Linked DNA regions of Homo sapiens: region 1 is linked to region 2. The links are chromatin loops, found by intact Hi-C in ENCODE. Cell type or tissue: breast epithelium. All regions are shown on one strand.

Region 1 (5,000 bases), 200 kb before region 2:
CTGTTACAAGTACAGACTCCTAGATTCCTTCCATGTGTGTAGCCCCAATAGACACCATTGGGCAGCCTCATTTTTCACCCCACACCCACCTTAAGATCAGGGTCAAGTAAAAAAGTATCCAATTTCTAAAGCATGAATGAATAACGCCAATGTAAATTAAGAGATTATGGAGAAAGAAGGAAAATGGCTAAATTCACATACCAAATAGCAAATTTGATCAAGTTTGCCCCTTAGAGATCTATGCCTCTTCCAAGTCCTTGCCCCCAGCTCAGTGTTCTTCCTCTTCTAAGTCCTCTAAACAACTTTTTAAAATACACTTGATCACTCAAAGCTATTTTGTCAGAGTTTAGCCTGCACAAGCCAGTCTGCAATATGAAGGCCCTGTGGGGTTCTCATATCATCTCACACAGTGAAATTTGTATCTGTAAGTCTTCATCTTTTAGAGGTGCATATTACCTTATTTAGAAGTAAAATGTAGTAATGTCTTTACTTTAAAATACTTTCACCAAAAAAAGGAAGCACATACAACAAAATACTGACAACTATTGGTGAGCATATGGTTGTTTGCTATACTATTCTCCACTTTTCTGTAAATTTGAAATTATTTTATAATTAACAACAAAAAAAAGTTACAACTAAATTTCTCTTCCTGAATCCTAAGGGTAATATTTATCTCCAGATCATCTCCAAGGCTCTCGTTTGTTAGCTTAATATTTTCTTCCCTTTTAAGAATCTGACAACCCCAGTTTGTTTTTCATATAATTCTCCGTTGGCCCTCAGTCATTTACTTTATGCTTTTCTTCCACAACATTATCTGTTCTTGAGGATCACTCTAAAACAACAAATAAGCCATAGTCTAATAACTGAATTTTAACTATGGCCTATTATGTGAATTATTAAGGCCATTTTCCTTACTTAAAATAGCTACCTGGACTATGATTTAAAAGAATACATGAGTTTAACAAATACACTGCATAAACATTTTAGGAAATCAGCACTTAACCCATGACTCAGATGATTATCCATAATTGCACACAGAGTCTTATTAATGAAATGAGAGAGATTAAAACAACTAGACTTTAACCCTTTAAAAATAGAGTGCCCTTTTATGTCATTTATGGGGAAAAAAATACTCTCAAAATCTAAGACATGAGTTGGATTAATTTATATAGTTGTCATTACTACACAGAGGACACTTCAAAACATGAAATAAGAACTGTTTCTAACCAATCAATTTTGTGAAGCCAAAAAGTGTCACCCTTAACTAAGACTATTTCTGAAAGCCTTTGGAGGCGGTTTTATTGTAAATAATGCAAAGTTACATGCTTTCCGTGATTTCGTTGTCAGAGCTGTGTCAAAGGTTAAGCATTCAAGACATGAAAAAAAGACATTTCAGGTTACTAAATGTCAATGCCAAAAAAGTTGAAACAGCAACTTTTAAACTTTAAATCTTATACTAAAATGAATTTTTTAAAATGATTTAAAGGCCTTAGGGTTCAGATAAGATTACCTCACTTTTTTTTAATGTAGCAGAAATCTGAAACACATTTACTTTAAATTTGTCAGAAAGCAAAAGGTGAGGCCAGGCACGGTGGCTCATGCCTGTAATCCCAGCAGTTTGGGAGGCCGAGGTGGGAGGATCACTTGAGGTCAGGAGTTTGAGATGAGCCTGGCCAACATGGCGAAACCTCATCTCTACTAAGAATACAAAAAATTAGCCAGGCACACAATGGTGTGCACCTGTGGTCTCAGCTACTCAGGAGGCTGAGGCAAGAGAATCACTTGAACCCTGGAGGTGGAGGTTGCAGCAAGCTGAGATCGCGCCATTGCACTCCAGCCTAGGCAACAGAGCGAGACTCTGTCTCAAAAAAAAAAAAAAAAGAAAAGAAAGCAAAAGGTGGCATGATTCCTCTCTTCATCTGCATCAGGACAACCTTAAATCAGCAGTTGTTAAAGAGAAGTCTGTGTACCTATGGTCCCTAAGATCTTTCATGAAGTTAGTCAAGTCAAACCTATTTTTATAATAATACTAAGATGTTCTCTGCTTTTTTCACTATGTTCACATTTATGCTGATGGTGCAAAAGAGATGCTGAGTAAAACTGCAAAAAGCCTACCACAAACTAAGGTATTCCTAAGGAACTAGACACTTCATAGGCTTCACAACCACACCCTCACAGTAAAAACAAACACATTTGTTTTCAATGCTTCACCTGAATTACAATAATTGCTGCAAGTATAAGCACTTAAGTGATTGTTTTATAGCTAGCTGAAATAACCACTTTTAAAATATAACATCGTTTTATTTGAAACAGTGTCTGACAGACAAACTACAGTTATTTAACCTTGGGTGTCTGGCTGATATTTTCTTGTAAATGAACCAACGCTGGGAAACAACTGACAGTAATTGTTACCAATGATAAAATTCATATTTTCCAGCAAAAAAAAAAAAAAAAAACACACAGAATTTTGGAAAACTTGTATCTGTCACCATGCATTTGACAGCTTCCCAATTCATAAAGATTTCTAATGAGCTTTTTGGTAATATTAACCAAAGTGATGTTTTACAATGAAATGTGTTAATATTTTTAAGTTCTTGCATAACTCAGCAAATTGATATTTTTTGATATTTTTTGATAGCCAATGCATGAAGCTACAAAATTAAGTTTGAATAAAGATCTACTCAAAGCACAAAATAAACACATGGATTTACTATAACAGAGTATGAAAAGTATACTGATATGGTATCAGGTTCCTCATTGCAATTAATCCTTAGGAAACTATCACTTAACAAATTTCGGTAGAGGAATATCTATAATTACCTGAAAAGACTCTTAAACACTCTTCCCTTTTCTAATTACATCTTTGTATGAGACCAGATTTTCTTCATATACTTCAATCAAGAAGCATATTGTAACATATTGAGTACGGAAGTAGATAGGAGAATATAGCTGCCTTCTATGAAACCAGACATTAAAGAGATTTGCAAACATGTAAGACAATGGCACTCTTCTCACCAAATTTTGTTTTGCTTTGGAAAACAGAGTTATTTTTCATAATAGATATGATATTTACGTTAACATCTACTGGATTCGTTATCTTGAAATGAATAGCTAAACAAATATTTTTAAGTGTCTTATCTCTTAATACAGCACATTTTAATAGACTAAATCTAAGTATAATCCTCATAATCAAAAGTTTCCAGGTGTTCTAAATAGAAGAATGTAAAGGGTTCCAAGATTAAACAGTTTGGAAACCACTGCCTTAAAGCATTCCTTGGCCTCCAACCAGTTTGGATCAGACCCCTACCAGTGAAAAAATTCTGTGTACCAACCTCCAGTAAAAGAATAACAATTTTAAAATTAAATACTTGTACTACTGACCATTCACAGCATCAGTATTAGTAAGGCATAGTTGTTTCCCTTTCTTTAAATGGTAAAAACTAAATATATTTACATGTTGTAACATTTCTTTTCCACACTTTACCTTCCATTTCACACACTGGAGACACAACTTCAGAGGCCTCTTTCCCCTCACCTCCTCTCATCAAACCAGACATCAAGCTCTTTATCACACCCACGGCCTAAATTATCAACCTCACTCTCTCTCTGCACTAACACTGCCTCAGTTCACCTCCTCATCTTTTTTTTTTAATCTCATCTAAAGCCTCCTAATAGCTGTCTCAGCCTTCAGTACTTTTCCCACCAATCTGTCTTCTAAACTGTTGTCATATAGTTCTCATCATGTCATACTACTGCAATAAAGACCTCATTAAACTGTTAGCATCTGGCCTCTGTTACATACCATGCTTTGACATATTTGCAACTCCTCACACCATCTGTGCATTCCTTAACAAACACGTATAAAAAGACTGCTGTTTATCCATTCTATCTTGCGCCTCTGAGTACTTAGGCTACTGAAATGTCCTCCTCACACCATCCCCACTCCCCTTCCAACCGTATCCACTTGAACCACTTCCTGCCTGTTTTTCAAGACTTAGCGCAAGCATAAATTAAGCATGAAGCCTCCACCCTCTCTCCCCAGCACACACACATACATTGGCTTCCTTTCATCATTGCACTTATTGTGCTGTGCTACAAGTTATATATTTTCAAGTCTATTCCTCCAACTAGACAATTGGTTGTGCGACTTTGGCAAAGTCATTTAAACTCTCTAATTCCTAGTTTATTTATCTGTAAAACAATCTTGTAAGATAGTTGTAAAAATTAAGAGACATAAAAAATGTAAATATGTAGTTTCTGTCCCTATGCTATCATGAGTACAAAAAAAATCCATTATATTGGTATACTTTTTTCATTTTTCACCTGAGTATTATGGCATTATGTAGATACTGCCTCAGACTACATTAAAAAATCATAGTACCTTATTACACCTGCATATCCATGACAGTTAAAAATTATCTTCAATTATATAACAATTTTGAAAGGGGGGGCTTATAAATCTCTATTTCTACTAAAGCAAATATACAGGAAATGCTCTTTATCTCATTTGGCAGAATTACAGTAAGAGAATCAGACTGTCTACAAACATGTTCTTTTCCCTCCCCACTCTCAGTGGACTACGCAGGTATTACCAAAGAAAGGGCAGTGGTGGGAGGTGAGGGGAAGAAAATGGAATTCTTCCAAAAATCAGGAAGGGAATAATAAGAAAACCATAATCAGCTAGCTAAATAACAATATATTCTAAAGAAAAGAGAATACAAGGAATTGGTTTTGAGTTGTGCTTTTCAGAAAAGCAAAGAGAAATTATTAGAAAGAGGCTTGAGCAAATCATTACAGGCACATTCCCTGCACCACCACCTCCTACCCACCTAATTTTCATCTCTCACTGTATTGCCTTTTGCCTGATTTAGAAAATTTATTGAGAAAACAGGAGACTCAATTCCCAGATTTGGCTGTGTGGCTTACAATCACTTGCCAATACATAAAGATTTCTAATGAGCTTGTTGGCAGTATTAACCAAAGTGATGTTTTACAATGAA
Region 2 (5,000 bases):
TCAGAAGTAGTTAAAAAGGTTTAAGATCACAGTATCTGACATCCCAGATTGACAAAAATTAACAAGTTTGATAATATCAAGTGTTGACAAGTATCAAGATCAGTGGGAATTCTTATATAACGTATATGGCAGTGTACATTGGTACAAATATTTTGAAAAACTAAATATTTTTGTACTCTACTATGTAGCAATTCTACTACGAGGTATATGCCCTACATAAAACTCTTCCATGTATAGAAGAAAGCAGTTGTAACATATTCATTGTGTTGTTGATCCTTAAATAAAATACTGGAAACACCCCGAATACCTACTCAGAAGAAAAACAGTATATTCACACAGAAAATTAAAAAGCAATGAAATCAAAAGAAATACATTAAATACAATATGAATAAAGCTAAGAAACACAGTATGGTGTGAAAGAAGCTGCAAAAAAAATACATTTTTTAATAAACTAAAAAAACAGAAGAAATGATATATTGCTTAGAGATAACTTATGAGATGAGGAGGTGGGAGGAACAGAATAGGAATGAAATTCACAGGTAGATGCAATGGTATCAGTACCATTCTTGAGTGGTAGGAATCCAGGTGCTCATTTTGTCATGCTTTATAACTTACACGTGTTATATGGTCCACTTTTGTTTGAATAAAATATTACATAATGAAAATGTTAAACAACGTTATAAATATAACTTGGTGGATAAATCATTTTCCCTCTTAGAATTCATAGATGTTACAATACAAAGCTCAAAAATATTATGCTACGTGATAGAAGCTTAATGCCAAAGACCACATATTATATGACCCCACTTATAGAAAATGCCCAGAATGGGCATATTTATAAAGACAGAAAGATTTGTGGTTGTGTAGGGTTGGGGCAGGGAAGGGTGGGTGGTGGGGAGAGGGATAGTGAGTGCTAAAACTAGATTATAGTTCAACTCTGTAAATATAATAAAAACCACTGAACTGTACATTTTACACGTGTAAATTTTATGGTATATAAAATTCTATCTCAATAAAGCTGTTTTTTAAAAAAGCATTCTCTATAACATGCACGCTTTTCATATATCAGAAATATCAATGAAATATAAAAATGTTAAATGACCTTAGAAAGCAAGGAGATACAGACTTAAATATATGACATAATTCAATAAAACATGAAAAAGCCCTAACTTTACATCACTATAACAATTCACTGTAAAAAATGGGGCATATCTAATACTTATCACTTTGATATATCTAGAAAAATAGCTAGCCCATCGTTCAAATATCATCTCTAATATAGTTACAGGCACATTCCAACTTATAAATGCTCTAAAAGTCACAAATGTTCTAATTTATAAGTTGGTTGTTGGGATAACATTTTCTATTGCAACAACATAAACTACAGTTAGTTCCCATGGCCAGCTTTAAAAAACTCATTCATGCCATGATGTAACTGAATTCTGCTATGAAATGTAGTCTGAATCTGGGTCCTAAAAGCAAAGATTCAAAGTAGAAGAAAGTTCCCCCCACCTTTAAGTATGGAACCAGTTTAAGGCATAATTTTCAAAAGCTACCTTGGTAGTTTCTTATTCTTCCTCTCAGAATTCTTTATCACCTACTGCTACACTTATCAGATGCAGAGTCCACTCAAACTGCTAAGTCCCTAACTCCAGTAAAGCATAACAACCAAACAATCCTTTCTCGAAAATAAATCATGCCCGCAAATCAGCAACCTTCTTTTCCTTACAAAACAAAGTTAGCACCTAACAACCCTTTCAGTGGGCAACTGAGAAGAAAGCAGACTGATCCAAATTATTAATATACTAAGATGTGAAAGGCTTTCTTAACCCTGATGATTGTTCTGCGGGGTGTAGGAGGGCAAGATAGGATCCCTGCCAGAGTATTTTCTGCCAGAACAAGCTTACTCAATCAGTTACCTATTGTTATGTAACAAACCATGCCAAAACTTAAGGCTATAAACAACAACAATGTACTGTCATTACTCTATGGGTTAATGGGTGGTTTCTTGGCTGGTTTCACTGGGCTCACTCACATGGCCGCATTCAGGGGGAGGTTCAGCTGAGACCCAAGATCAAAGCCAAGATCAAGGGATAGGAAACAGACTCCCACCTCTTAATGACAGAAACAGTATAGACCTCCTCAGATGTATGCATGATATATAAAAAAGAGATCAGACAAAAAAGGGCTGTGCCTAACAAGTCTCAAACCACACACATTTGTAAGAACAAGAGTCACAAACTACAAGGGAGCAATGAGTATATCGGTGTTCTGTGTTTGTGATTCACATCAACGATTAACTTAATACGCGATCTTCAAGTTGATCAAATTACTACCTCCAAAACGTTTTAGCTCAGAAGCTACTGGGGAAGTTCTTCACTGCCCTTGGAAGATGTGTTGTTAATTATGGAGGCCTCTAACCAGCTATTTACGAGAAACCTATCAATGTCCCACCCTCTACATCTCTACCTATACCTGACACCCGAGGTTTCCAACCCTGGCCCAGGGGCAATGACTAACACCTGAAGACCGGGATATAACATTCCAACAGCTATACATGCTTGGAAAACCTGCGGTGTTTCTCAGTTGCACCTGTGCAGAGAAAAGGAAGTAATCAAGCACCTCCTAACTTCAAAGAATCAACAGGGGGAGCTCTGTGATAAAGTGACCTCTGCAACAGAAAGTAGGGCCAATTACAGACAGAGATGACTGCCAAATCCAAGGCTCCTCCCACCCTTTCCCGGCAAGGTGCATTCCCCAAGACAGAGAAATCTTAAAGGAAATTAAAAACAACAAAACAAAATAAAAATCCAAACAAAGAATAAAACCCACTGGCAGTTGATCTCCATTTGGAGGTTGAATGATTGTAAATTGATTGCAAAAGAATATGATTCTAGCTGGGCACGGTGGCTCACGCCTGTAATCCCAGCACTTTGGGAGGCCGAGGCGGGCAGATCACGAGGTCAAGAGATAGAGACCATCCTGGCCAACATGGTGAAACTCTGTCTCTACTAAAAATACAAAAATTAGCTGGGTGTGGTGGCCCGTGCCTGCAGCCCCAGCTACTTAGGAGGCTAAAGCAGGAGAATCGCTTGAACCCAGGAGATAGAGGTTGCAGTGATCGAGACAGGGTCACTGCACTCCAGCCTGGTGACAGAGAGAGACTCCATCTCCACAAAAAAAAAAAAAAAAAAAAAAGAATACCATTCCAGATTAAATACTGGCCATGCATCATTCACTGTGTACCTACACCAGGAACCCTAAATTTCTAAATAAGTTCCTATGACTTCTGACATGGGCAGGGTGAACCTCAACACTAGCCCCAGAAGTTTATCTTCCATCTGCCTCCTCTCCCCACGCCCCATAATAAGTTCCCAACCAGAACTGCTGCCAAGTAGAAAAATAAGCTACAATCATTCGATTTCTAAAAGTTAACATCTGTGATGGAGAATCTCCTGCATGGGAAGCACCGTGTGGAATGTGACACTGCATACGACAGACACTGTCCCCACCCTGAAGGGGTATATAATCCTCCTAGCAATTAAAGAAAAGCAACATCATTAATCCATACATTTAGCAATTGGCCTTGGAATGATCTTGTCTTGGCTACATAAATAGCCTCAAGAATAAAGAGATTTAAAATGGGATTAAGCTGCACAGAGGAAAAAGCTAAGCATTTTTATCTACTACAGTAACAGAAGAAATACAAGAGACTACTCAAGGCCTAAGGTCTGGCACATAAGCATCCAAACACCTGCTGAATAGGGAGGAGCATAAACATACAGAAATATACCAGCTGTATATATGCATATACTCGTATAACACTGGACAATCATCCTTGATAATGGAGGAGAATGTTTAAGTATTGATTGTATTCCTGGCAACATGGCAGGCTCTTCCATACAGTATCACATCCATACACTGACTCCACACATTTCGGCCTCACGTCGTATATAGGGAAACTAGCTCAGAGAGGTCAAGCAACCTGCCTGAGGATCTCAGCTACAAAGTTATGAGGGCTATGATTCAAGCAAACCCTGGAATGGCTCCAAGGCTCCTAGTCCTTCTATGGTCTAAACTCAACAATCCAGTAACAATACCTTCCTCTGATCCAAAGGCTGCAGCATCATTCTCCAAAAGTCACTAACTTCCCACAAAAGTCAACATTATTTACGCTGCTGTCAGTGCCTGAACATCACAAAGCAGCTCATCTTCAGAATGACAAGCCCTGTAATTTGCTTTCTCAAACTGAGGGTAACTAAATGTTGGGTGACCAAGAGGTACTCTTTCAGACTTGCAAAAAAGCCACTTTCTGCTATCGCTGCCATCACTTCAAGTAGTAGAATACATATTCCCTGATGGCATACACGCCATACATAGTGTTCCTGTGTGTTGACAGCAAGCTTTTGTAGGGTAAATGCACCAGAGAGCAACAACTTAAGCATATCCCCAGAATGACCCATATGGCAGAGGCACCTGAATGTGTGTTCTGAGATAGGGAATTTGGGAGTGGCCAACCTGGAGGTTCACATCTTGTAGACCAAAAATAAAATTCTAAGCCTCCCCCAACCACCTGATGGACCCCTTCTCTCAGCCAAGGGCATTCCAAAGTTAGCCTGAAAAACTGATTCAGGCCATGATGGAAGAGAGGGTCACACATGCCTCATCATACCCTCCCTCCCTTTTTGAATTCAGGAAAAGCCAACCAGCATTAACATCAACATAGACCTTAAGTCTGATAAGAAACATTTATAATCTATTCTCTCTGAAGCCTGCTACTTTGGAGGCTTCATATGTATGATAAAACCGCAGTCTCCACAACTCCTTAACATAACGCAGACATTCCTTTCTATTGATAACTTTTTCAACCAATTGCCAATCATTTGTTTGTTTCTGAGACAAGGTCTCACTCTGTCACCCAGGCTGAAGTGCAGTGGCACTATCATGGCTCACTGCAACCTTGACTTCCCGGGCTTGAGTAATTTTCCCACCTCCGCCTC

The links. A loop is a pair of places that touch in the nucleus more often than their neighbours do. Peaks named below come from ENCODE experiments on the same cell type or tissue, not always from the same donor. Only the 100,000 strongest peaks of a DNase experiment are listed, where the experiment ranks them.
Region 1: it touches region 2 in a loop (13-fold over the local background); 1 of 110 quality-filtered maps calls a loop at or near these places.

Annotation. Positions count from the first base shown.
Region 1 is chr10:59,664,434-59,669,433 of GRCh38, forward strand. The region is part of intron 3 of SLC16A9 (solute carrier family 16 member 9); the gene reads right to left. Among named protein-coding and RNA genes, the nearest start is that of SLC16A9, 43 kb to the right of the region's middle. In breast epithelium, no CTCF peak of the experiment used is centred here; no DNase peak of the experiment used is centred here.
Region 2 is chr10:59,862,677-59,867,676 of GRCh38, forward strand. All of the region lies in intron 1 of CCDC6 (coiled-coil domain containing 6), which reads right to left. Among named protein-coding and RNA genes, the nearest start is that of CCDC6, 41 kb to the right of the region's middle. In breast epithelium, CTCF peaks have their summits at 2,642 and 2,843; a DNase peak (open chromatin) is centred at 2,695; H3K27ac peaks cover 1,199 bases.